2 separate regions of the Mus musculus genome follow, and region 2 is linked to region 1. Evidence: chromatin contacts called from ENCODE POLR2A ChIA-PET data. All regions are on one chromosome and are shown on one strand. The core of a region is the stretch at or near the end of the contact, and the rest is flanking DNA. Distances in the headings are between cores, read along the strand shown. Region 1 holds the start of Tmem270 (transmembrane protein 270). Region 2 holds the start of Abhd11 (abhydrolase domain containing 11).

The links. ChIA-PET counts read pairs that join two places held with the same protein, here RNA polymerase II (POLR2A).
Region 2: POLR2A ChIA-PET joins it to region 1 with 26 read pairs in Patski. The contact joins the promoter of Abhd11 here to the promoter of Tmem270 in region 1. POLR2A ChIA-PET finds 5 or more read pairs at or near these places in 4 of 5 experiments (Patski and embryonic stem cell).

The regions. Positions count from the first base shown.
Region 1 is chr5:134,903,465-134,908,270 of GRCm38, reverse strand. It overlaps Tmem270 (transmembrane protein 270), which reads left to right and starts at 1,538. Exons shown (of 3, transcript NM_194065.3): 1 at 1,538-1,643. The coding sequence starts at 1,572.
Region 2 is chr5:135,007,436-135,011,956 of GRCm38, reverse strand. Abhd11 (abhydrolase domain containing 11) reads right to left here and starts at 2,658. Exons shown (of 6, transcript NM_145215.2): 1 at 2,118-2,658; 2 at 1,840-1,975; 3 at 897-1,070; 4 at 577-747; 5 at 292-473; 6 at 1-70. The coding sequence starts at 2,245.

The DNA.
Region 1 (4,806 bases), core at 289-2,788:
AAACTGATCAGGGTTGGTGTTAAGTTCTTTAACCTCCACCTCTGATCTCTTTCTTTTCTTTTCTTGTTTTTCTTTTCTGTGTTGGACGTGGAACTCAGTCTTGCACCTGTTAGCCACGTACTTTACCACCTCCAAATTCCAGCAGAATCGATTCTCTCCTTATACTGTGTGTATCTCTGGTCTGGGGCCAAACTCAGGTCAACAGTCTTGACAGCAAGTGCTTTACCAACTGGCCAGGTATTTGATTTCTTTTCCTTTTCTTTCTTTTTGAGACAGGGTCGGTCTCTCTCTCTCTCTCTCAACCTCTCTCTCTCTCCCTCCCTCCCTCCCTCTCATTTTTTCAAGGCAAGGTTTCTCTGTGTAGCCCTGGCTGTCTTGGAACTCACTATGTAGACCAGGCTGGTTTTGAACCCAGAGATCCACCTGCCACTGCCTCCCGAGTATTAATGGCATGTGAACTTACATATAATAAATAAATAAATCTTTTTTTTTTAAATCCAGCTTTTTCCAAGCCACAGAAATTAAAAAAAAAAAAAGTCACGTTAAAAAACTGGAAATAGCAGGACGCGGGGCAGAAGACTCGGAAGTTTGCCTTAGAGACACGGAGAAATGGAGGCCAGGTGGGGTTGCATGGCTTGCAAAGCCCCGTTTTCAATCCCGAGTTCTGCACATATTAACAAGAGGGTTAAATAAAAGGAAGACTGTGAGTCTCATTATCTCCGGGTGGTTCCCTTCTTGTAACCCAGGCATTGACTGGAAATGCACAGGGAGCTCTCTCAGGTGTTTCCAGGAGGTTGTTACCAGGAAATCAGCCTTGCAAAATGAGAAACTTTATCCTGCCTGTCAAGCGCCCTGCTCGCCCCTGCGGTGTCTTCTGCCCTCACGCGACCGCATCGCGGTACTGCACCTGCTCGGAGCTCTTTTAGGTCTTGTTCTGGGGATGTGAGCACGCTTCTCCAGGGAGGAAAGCAGAATGGCGCCCCCTGGCGTGGTGCAAGGCAGCGTACACTGATTCCTTTGTACTCCCAGCTGGTCATCCCTGCTCCTCTGAATGGGGAAACTGCAAGACTGCACACTGGTTCTTCAGCCTGAAACTGATGGGGAGAGGGAAGGGACAGAGAAAGAGGCCTGGGGGGGGGGCGGTGAGGACAGAGGGGTCTCAGTTGAGGATGCTAAACTGAGGCTTCTCCTATGGCAACACTGCTACCCTTGCGGTCCAACTTGGAAAGTAAGGCCATAGAGAGCCCATCTCCTCCCTCCTTCATTTTGTTCTTCTTTCTCTACATCCCTATCTCCCTACCACTCAACCCCCACATCTGGCGGTAAACTAGGCGATTCTGAAATGGGCTCTGAGTTTTTTCCCGATAGTAGGTAGACAATTGATCCTAAGGCTAGACATCTGTGATGACCATGGAGCCAGACTTGACCTCAGAGGAGCAGGTAAAGGGAGCTATGGCAAAGGGTAGTGTGTCATGTGGCAACTGGGTCCCCATGGCAACTGGACCCCCACCCTGTGGCATCTGTGAGGTCACCCTGCCTCTCCTGGCTGGAGGAATGGGTGGAGGCCAGACATGGAGGCCGCTCCCCGGGTCAGATCTGGCCTTCTCAGAATTCTTCTGCGGGCTGGGAGGCTCTCTGCACTGGTAAGCAGGGTATGGAGAGGGGACCTGGAGAGATTCAGCCATTCCCAGCCACCAAGGAATAAACAGTCAAGTCCTGAGAGCCCCATCTCCCAAGTGCTGTGGCATAGCTGTCTATCCGCAATCTTGTTTCCTTCTCCTCCTCTCCCCCTTCCTTTCTCTTCTCTCTTCCGTGTGTATGTGTGTGTGTGTGTGTGTGTGTGTGTGTTTAAGATAAGGGTCTATTATGTAGCCCTGGTGTCCTGGTACTTTCTATGTAGACCAGGCTAACCTTGAACTCAGAGATTTGCCTGCCTCTGCCTCCCCTGTGCTGAGACTAAAGATGTACATTATTATTCCTAGCCCTTCATTTCTTTCCCTTAAAAAGATTATATATTTATGTCTATAAATAGTGTGTGTGTGTGTGTCCTCTCCTTCCACCATGTGGGTCCTGGGGATTGAACTCAGGCCGCAGGCTTGGCAGACAGTGCCTTTACCTGTTGAGCAATCTCATTGGCCTACATTCCCTTTCCTTTCCTCACCCCTGCCCTTCTCCCTCCCTGGCCTCCTCTCTTTCTTTCTCTCCTTTCTGTTTAGTGTGCATGTATGTGGGTGTGGGTATGATGTATATACATGTGTGTAAATGCCTGTGTGTGCACATAGAAGCCAGAGGAGGGTGCTCTCTCTTTCCCTCTCTTTCCCTTCTCCCTCCCTCCCCCCTCCCTCTCCCTTATTTCTTTGATTCTTGGAACTTGGAGTTGATACATTTGTTTATTCATTTTATTTTGTCCAGCAGCTTTGCAAGCCACAGATATCCTCCTGTCTTCAAAAATACCTTCAGTACTGAGGTTGCATGCATGCACTGGGCCACGTGTGTCCTGAGTCATACATGCACTGGGCCACGTGTGTCCTGAGTCATACATGCTGGGCCATGTGTGTCCTGAGCCATACATGCACTGGGCCACGTGTGTCCTGAGCCATACATGCACTGGGCCATGTGTGTCCTGAGGCATACATGCACTGGGCCATGTGTGTCCTGAGCCATACATGCACTGGGCCTTGTGTGTCCTGAGGCATACATGCACTGGGCCACGTGTGTCCTGAGGCATACATGCACTGGGCCATGTGTGTCCTGAGCCATACGTGCACTGGACCATGTGTGTCCTGAGGCATACATGCTGGGCCACGTGTGTCCTGAGGCATACATGCACTGGGCCATGTGTGTCCTGAGCCATACATGCACTGGGTAATGTGTGTCCTGAGGCATACATGCTGGGCCATGTGTGTCCTGAGGCATACATGCACTGGGTCATGTGTGTCCTGAGCCATACATGCACTGGGCCATGTGTGTCCTGAGCCATACATACACTGGGTCATGTGTGTCCTGAGGCATACATGCACTGGGCCATGTGTGTCCTGAGGCATACATGCACTGTGCCATGTGTGTCCTGAGGCATACATGCTGGGCCATGTGTGTCCTGAGCCATACATGCACTGGGCCATGTGTGTCCTGAGGCATACATGCACTGGGTCATGTGTGTCCTGAGCCATACATGCACTGGGCCATGTGTGTCCTGAGCATACATGCACTGGGCCATGTGTGTCCTGAGCCATACATGCACTGGGCCATGTGTGTCCTGAGGTATACCAGCACTCGGCCATGTGTGTCCTGAGGCATACATGCACTGGGCCACGTGTGTCCTGAGCCATACATGCACTGGGCCTTGTGTGTCCTGTGGCATACATGCACTGGGCCATGTGTGTCCTGAGCCATACATGCACTGGGCCATGTGTGTCCTGAGCCATACATGCACTGGGCCATGTGTGTCCTGAGGCATACATGCACTGGGTCATGCCTGCTCTGTTTTATTATGTGGGTGCTGAGACCAGAACTCTCTGATCCTCATGCTTCACCAGCAAGTACTCTCCTCCTCCTCTTCCTCCTCCTCTTCTTCTTCCTCCTCCTCTTCTTCTTCCTCCTTTTCCTCTTCTTCCTCCTGCTCCTCTTCCTTCTCCTCCTCTTCCTCCTTCTCCATCTATACCTCCTCACCTCCCCTGCTGTCTTACTATGTGGTCCTCAAACTCACCACGTAGCCCAGGCTAGTTCCAAAACTCACTGTATAGCCCAGGCTAGCCTTGAACTCTTGACCTCTGTTCAAGAGCAGTCATGTGCACCAGGCCTGGCTTCCTATCCTGGTCCTTCAGATGTACATTGACCCTGAGATTCCCATGGATATAGGGTACCAGGTTGATCATCTCTGTCACCTCTGGGCTGGAGGCTTATGCTCTACCAGAGAGGCACACTCTTCATTGAGGAATTCTCAATTACAACTTTATCTCCCCCGCAACTTATCCCACTTCCTGGTGAATAGAAGACACCTTGAACAATCTGCCACTCAGATGAGAGACCTGGAAATCTGTCTCTCCTTCTCTCTGTCACAGTAGGTCTCACATTAAATCCGCCACCCCTCTCCCATGTCTCTACATCTCCCTGTCCTTAATGATACCTATATGCCCAGATTCCCTCATGCCAAGGGCAACCAGGATTCTAGGCAAGCCCAGGTATTTGGGAGAAGTCAGCCAGCCCTGCATTCGAATTTCACAGAGTTAATTAGAGGGGAGATCATCTCTACTTATGAGTTTTTAATTTTTATTAATCATTATTATTGTGTGTGATGTGTTTGGTGGGTGCTTGCTTGCCACAGCACTTATGTGGAAGTCAGAGGATGATTTGGGGACATTGGTTCTCTCCTCTTCCCTTTCCGTGGTTCTGGGGTCAGACTGAGGTCACCACGCTCGTGGGGTGAGAACTTGAGCCACTGAGCACTCTATGCTCGTTCATTTGTTTGGTTTCATGTAGATGAGGTTAGTTTTGAACTTCCTATATAGCCAGAGGAGCTTGGACACTAGATCCCTCTGCTCCTACCTGCAAAGTGCTGAGACTACAGGCATGCAACACCTCTCTTGGTTTTATGAAGAGCTGGGGCTTGAACCCAGGGTTTCATGCATGTTAGACAAGCACACCACAGCCAAGCTCCATCCCCATGCTTAAAAGTCACTCTTACGGGGCAGGAGAGATGGCTCAGCAGTTAAGAGCACTGACTCTTCTTCCAGAGGTCCTGAGTTCAATTCCCAGCAACCACAAGGTGGCTCACAACTATCTGTAATGGGTTCTGATCTGCAACAG
Region 2 (4,521 bases), core at 1,409-3,908, 100 kb before region 1:
GCCAGCGTTAGGCACGGTCTGAATCTGGGCTTGAGGGAAGAGTCGCCTAATCTCTGAGTGGTGGCTGGGTCTGGCCGCCATAGTGAAGCCAATGGAGAGGGAAGACAATGGAGAGGTGTGGGGAGAGGGAGAAAGGGAGAGAGAGAGAACAGGAGAGAGAGATGTGCATGAGCCTTCATGCGCAGTGGTATTGCCAGGCTCCCAGATACCCCGCCTCCCCTAGCCCACGCAGGCTCCCATAGCTGGTGGTGGGCAAAGCATGCCCCTTCCTATGGTCCCACACCGGCTTACTGTACATATGTAGAATTTCCACCAAGCAGGAAGAGAGTTGGCCCCGAGTAGGGTTCACGTTGCTGAGGAAAGGTCATTATCTTGTCCAAGTGCTGAGCTAACGTATCCAAGTTCAGTCTCCAGGAGAATCGCCCACCCACCTCTACCAGGTTAGTGAGCAGGAACTGCCGAATGCCCGCTTCCTGTGGGGAGACCTGGCAGCTGTGAAGGGGCTCCCTGTGAGGCCCACCCACCACTTTTCCTCTGACACACACCATGGGGAAAGGGGGGGGGGGCGTGCGTCACCTTGACAACCGAACTAAGCTGCTTATCCGCCAGTTTTCGGGCTTGGGAGTGCGGCACCTTCTCTGGGATCTCAACAGCCTTCATGGCTGCTATGAAGGCTCCAATGTGTGATCCAGGTGTGGTTCCTACCGGGCTTATGTCTACAACAACCAATCGTTCCACAACATCTGGCTGGGAGACAGAATCAGACCAGAGCAGGTCCCAGACAAACTCTGAGCCGCCAGCAGAGTTTCTGGACCTGGCCATCCAAAGTGTGGATGAGTCCCACGTTATCAATGGGCTTAGAGTGCATTAAGAGGACCCAGATAGGTGTAGCTTACCCTCTGCAGTGCCAGGAGCATGGCTGTCTTTCCTCCCATGCTGTGGCCAACGAGGACGCAGGGCACCAGACCCAGCTGTGGAAGGAGGCCCTGAAGGTCCTGACTCATGGCCTCATAGCTTGCGTCTGGACTGTGGGGGCTGTCACCGTGGTTCCGGGCATCCACCGTCAGCACCTGCGATGGGGGTGAAACAGGAATGGTGTTACTTTGACTACAGACAACGAAAAGCCTGATAGGGTCCACAGAGCAGCTAGGGAGAGAAGTCTGGAGACATAAGTATGTGTGTGTATGTGTGTGTGTGTGTGTGTGTGTGTGTGTGTGTGCGCGCGCGCATGCGCACGTGCAGAGGTTAATATTGAGCAACTTCCTTAGTTGCTTTATTATATACACACATGTATGCATGTGCGCAAGTTATATCTTCGCAAGCACGTGCCATGGTGTACATGTGGAGATCAAATGAGAACTTCAGGTGCCAAGGAGAGAGGGCATGCAGACCAAAGGAGGATCAGAGTAGTCAGGGAGCAAATGGCTTAAATGGCTGGGTTAACAGGAAAGAGACGCTGGGGGACGGGAAGCCTCTGGACTGGAAAGGTTTATAGTAAGGGGTCGGGGGTAACAAGAGCAGAGAGCTGCCACTCGTACTGAGTAAGCCAGGAGGCTAGAGTGTGCTTTGGCATGCTAGTAGGTGCCACAAAATTGTCCCAAGTTTCTTTGGGACCTGACAAAGAGACCTGTTATGTCTCAGTAACATAAATGGACTAACTGTGGGGCATCTTACAGGACCAGGCCTCTTCATAGATGTTTTACGGTTTACTGGGCACTGAAACTTTCCATTTTCAGGTCACCAAGAGCCCAGACCTGAGTGATTGAAACTAGGTCCACTGCCCTCAGCCTTACCCCTTAGCCCCCGCCCACCCATGCACCGCCCCATCCGGAAGCTCACCCTCCGGCCAGTCCTCTGAACCATTGCCTTGGCGAGGGAGTTGAAGTTGGTTTTGCTGCCGAAGAGCCCATGCAAAAAGACGATGGCTGGGAGTGTCGCGTCTCCATCTAGAAGATTATAAGACAGCGGCAGCGGCCTGGAAGGTGGGGGCCACCATGGAGTAAGGGGGAGGAGAGAGTGAAAGAAAAAAGGGGCGAGGCCAAAGGAGAGGCGGGGCCAGCTAAGCCGCGTGCGAAGTGGACCAGTGGAGAACAACCCTCCCAGTGCCCTTGGCTGACCTCAGATCGGCGTTTTCTTGGCCACTACTGCGGCTGCTACAGAACGTGACAGGAACCGCCAAACGCCTGGGAGAGGAGGCACCGAGTACCCCACGGGGGACCCTCCACGCTCGCGCCCAGCGGAGCATGCCCACAGCCCGCAAAGTGTGCTTCCTAGGGCTGTCCTGCGCACGCTCCGCCTTTCAGAGCCCTGTCTATTCCAACTAGGGCTCCGCCTTTTCCCCCGCCCCCCCCCCATCGAGGCGCCACTTTAGGCCACGTGGTCTAATGTATTCCCGGAGTCAGTTCAGCCCCCTCCCAAAGCAGAAGCTTCTTGGACGCAGCCGCTAGACGACCCCAGCCCTTGCACGTTACACATTTCCTGCAGCCACTTTGAGCCTGGTCTGTAGGACTAGCTGGCTTGGTAACAGGCTGGGCGTAGCCATACAGCGCTAGCCCTGCCCCCTTGCGCCACTACGCAATTCCTACAGACGCTGTGAGCCGCTTAGAGACCAGTTCCCGACCAGGACCAGGGAAGCGCTACGTGGGACTGGTCCCTCCTCTGGGACAATATACAATCCCCTTTAGATCTGTGAGCCCCTGCCACGCCCTGGACGGGGTCACCAACTGGCTTGTTCTTCGCACCGTCACTCAACCGTCGTAGCCACTGCCAGGCACCCGGACGTAGGCTTCTTAGCCACACCTTGCGGAGCCACCGGGGACTCTGGGACCGCCTCCTGCATCATTACGTAATTCCCACTTTGCATGCATCTGCGAGTTCAGTTCCTTGGCCACGCCCTATCGTAGGCGGGGCTGTAAGAGGCCCTTGCACGGTTTCGCAACATTTTAAACTGCTCTAGCTCCCGGAATTGGACTCCTTGACCACGCCTTGGGCGGAGCTACCCGATTGTGGCACCGGCTTTTGCGCCATTACGTAATCCTGCCGGGTTCTGTGCACACTTCCCTGAACCCCTTGACAACGTCGTAGGCCACGCCTCTTCTTTTAAGAGCTTCTTAGTCTTCTAGTGTTTCCCTACTGGCGATCAGAGGTCCTCAGTTCGAGGCGCAAGTGTGGGGCGTGTCCCTAGCAAACTGAGAAGTCCTTTCTCGGCTGGCGAGCGGACCCCACCTGGCCTGCTCCTCTGTCCTCAGGCACCGCCCTGGGTGGGTACCATGCTCTCTGTGCCTCCGGCATGGTCAGGAGGCGCCAGGAGTGATTCTTGTTCCAGCTCCCGCCAGCTCTCTGGCGCCTTGCTCCGTAGTTGGGAGCCCTGTCAGGCTCCCCAGAGCACGAGTGCTTTGTCTCTCTGTCTCCTCACAGGAAACACCTAGGAGGAAGGGGCTTTCGCTCGATCTCCTCACTTAATCGATTAACTGAGGTGCAGAAAGGGCAAAGGATTGGGCCAACAGGCAGAACCAGAGTCTTAGTCCAGTCTTCCGTTCCTGGTCCAGGTCAATTTGAAAAACCAGGATTAAACCCTTAGCCAGGGATTTGTACTGTAGTTACCTGCACTGAATAGAGATGGCTCCGGGCCAGGTGTAGTGGCTACAATTTTAATCCCACACATTGGTGGCAGAGGCAAGCGGTTCTCTATGAGTTCAAGGCCAGCCTTGTATATAAGAGTCCAAGAACATCTAGAAATGCATAGAAAAACTCTGTCTCAAAAAAGAAAAAAGGAAGGAAGAAAGAGCCCTCATTAACAACCCGCCATTAGCAGAGAGTGGCAACCCTCTGCCCAGACTGCACCGCATTCTGCACCCATTTCCCCCAGAAAGCCTGCCCCCTGCTGTCTCCCCTCATAGTCTAGGGAAAGTCCCCGCAGCCCTCTTCTGCTGCGGTCCATCCTTTAGCAGTTCCGGAGCTGGTTTGGTCATAGCAAACACATCTGCTGGGGCGCCTTCAGGACTCCTTGTTACTGAAGTAGCACTTCAAACCCTCCAGAGTCCTTCCCAGCATCCTCAGCCGGGCACCAAGCCTCTGGCTCTTAGGTCCCTTTTGTTCTTTGTCAGCGCTGGTGGCCTTCGGTGCCACTAGTTGCCTAGACACACACACACACACACACACACACACACACACAGATTTATTTATTTTGCTTTATGTGTCTGAGTGTTTGCTTGAATGTATGTCTGTGTACCACGCCTGTACCTTGTGCCTTCAGAGTTGAGAGGAGGGCATAGGATCTCCTGGAACTGGAATTGCAGGTGGTTGTGAGCCACCCTGTGGGTCCTGGGGACCATACTCCAGCAAGAACATCATGTGCTCTTAATTCCTGAGTCTCCAACCTGTCTTGGTTTTGAGACAGGGTCTCTTTATTATACAGCTCTGACTGCCCTGGAACTCACTATGTAGACCAGGCTGGCCTCAAGCTCACAGAGATTCATTTGCCTCTGTCTCCAGAGTGCTGAGATCAAAGATACGTGCCTA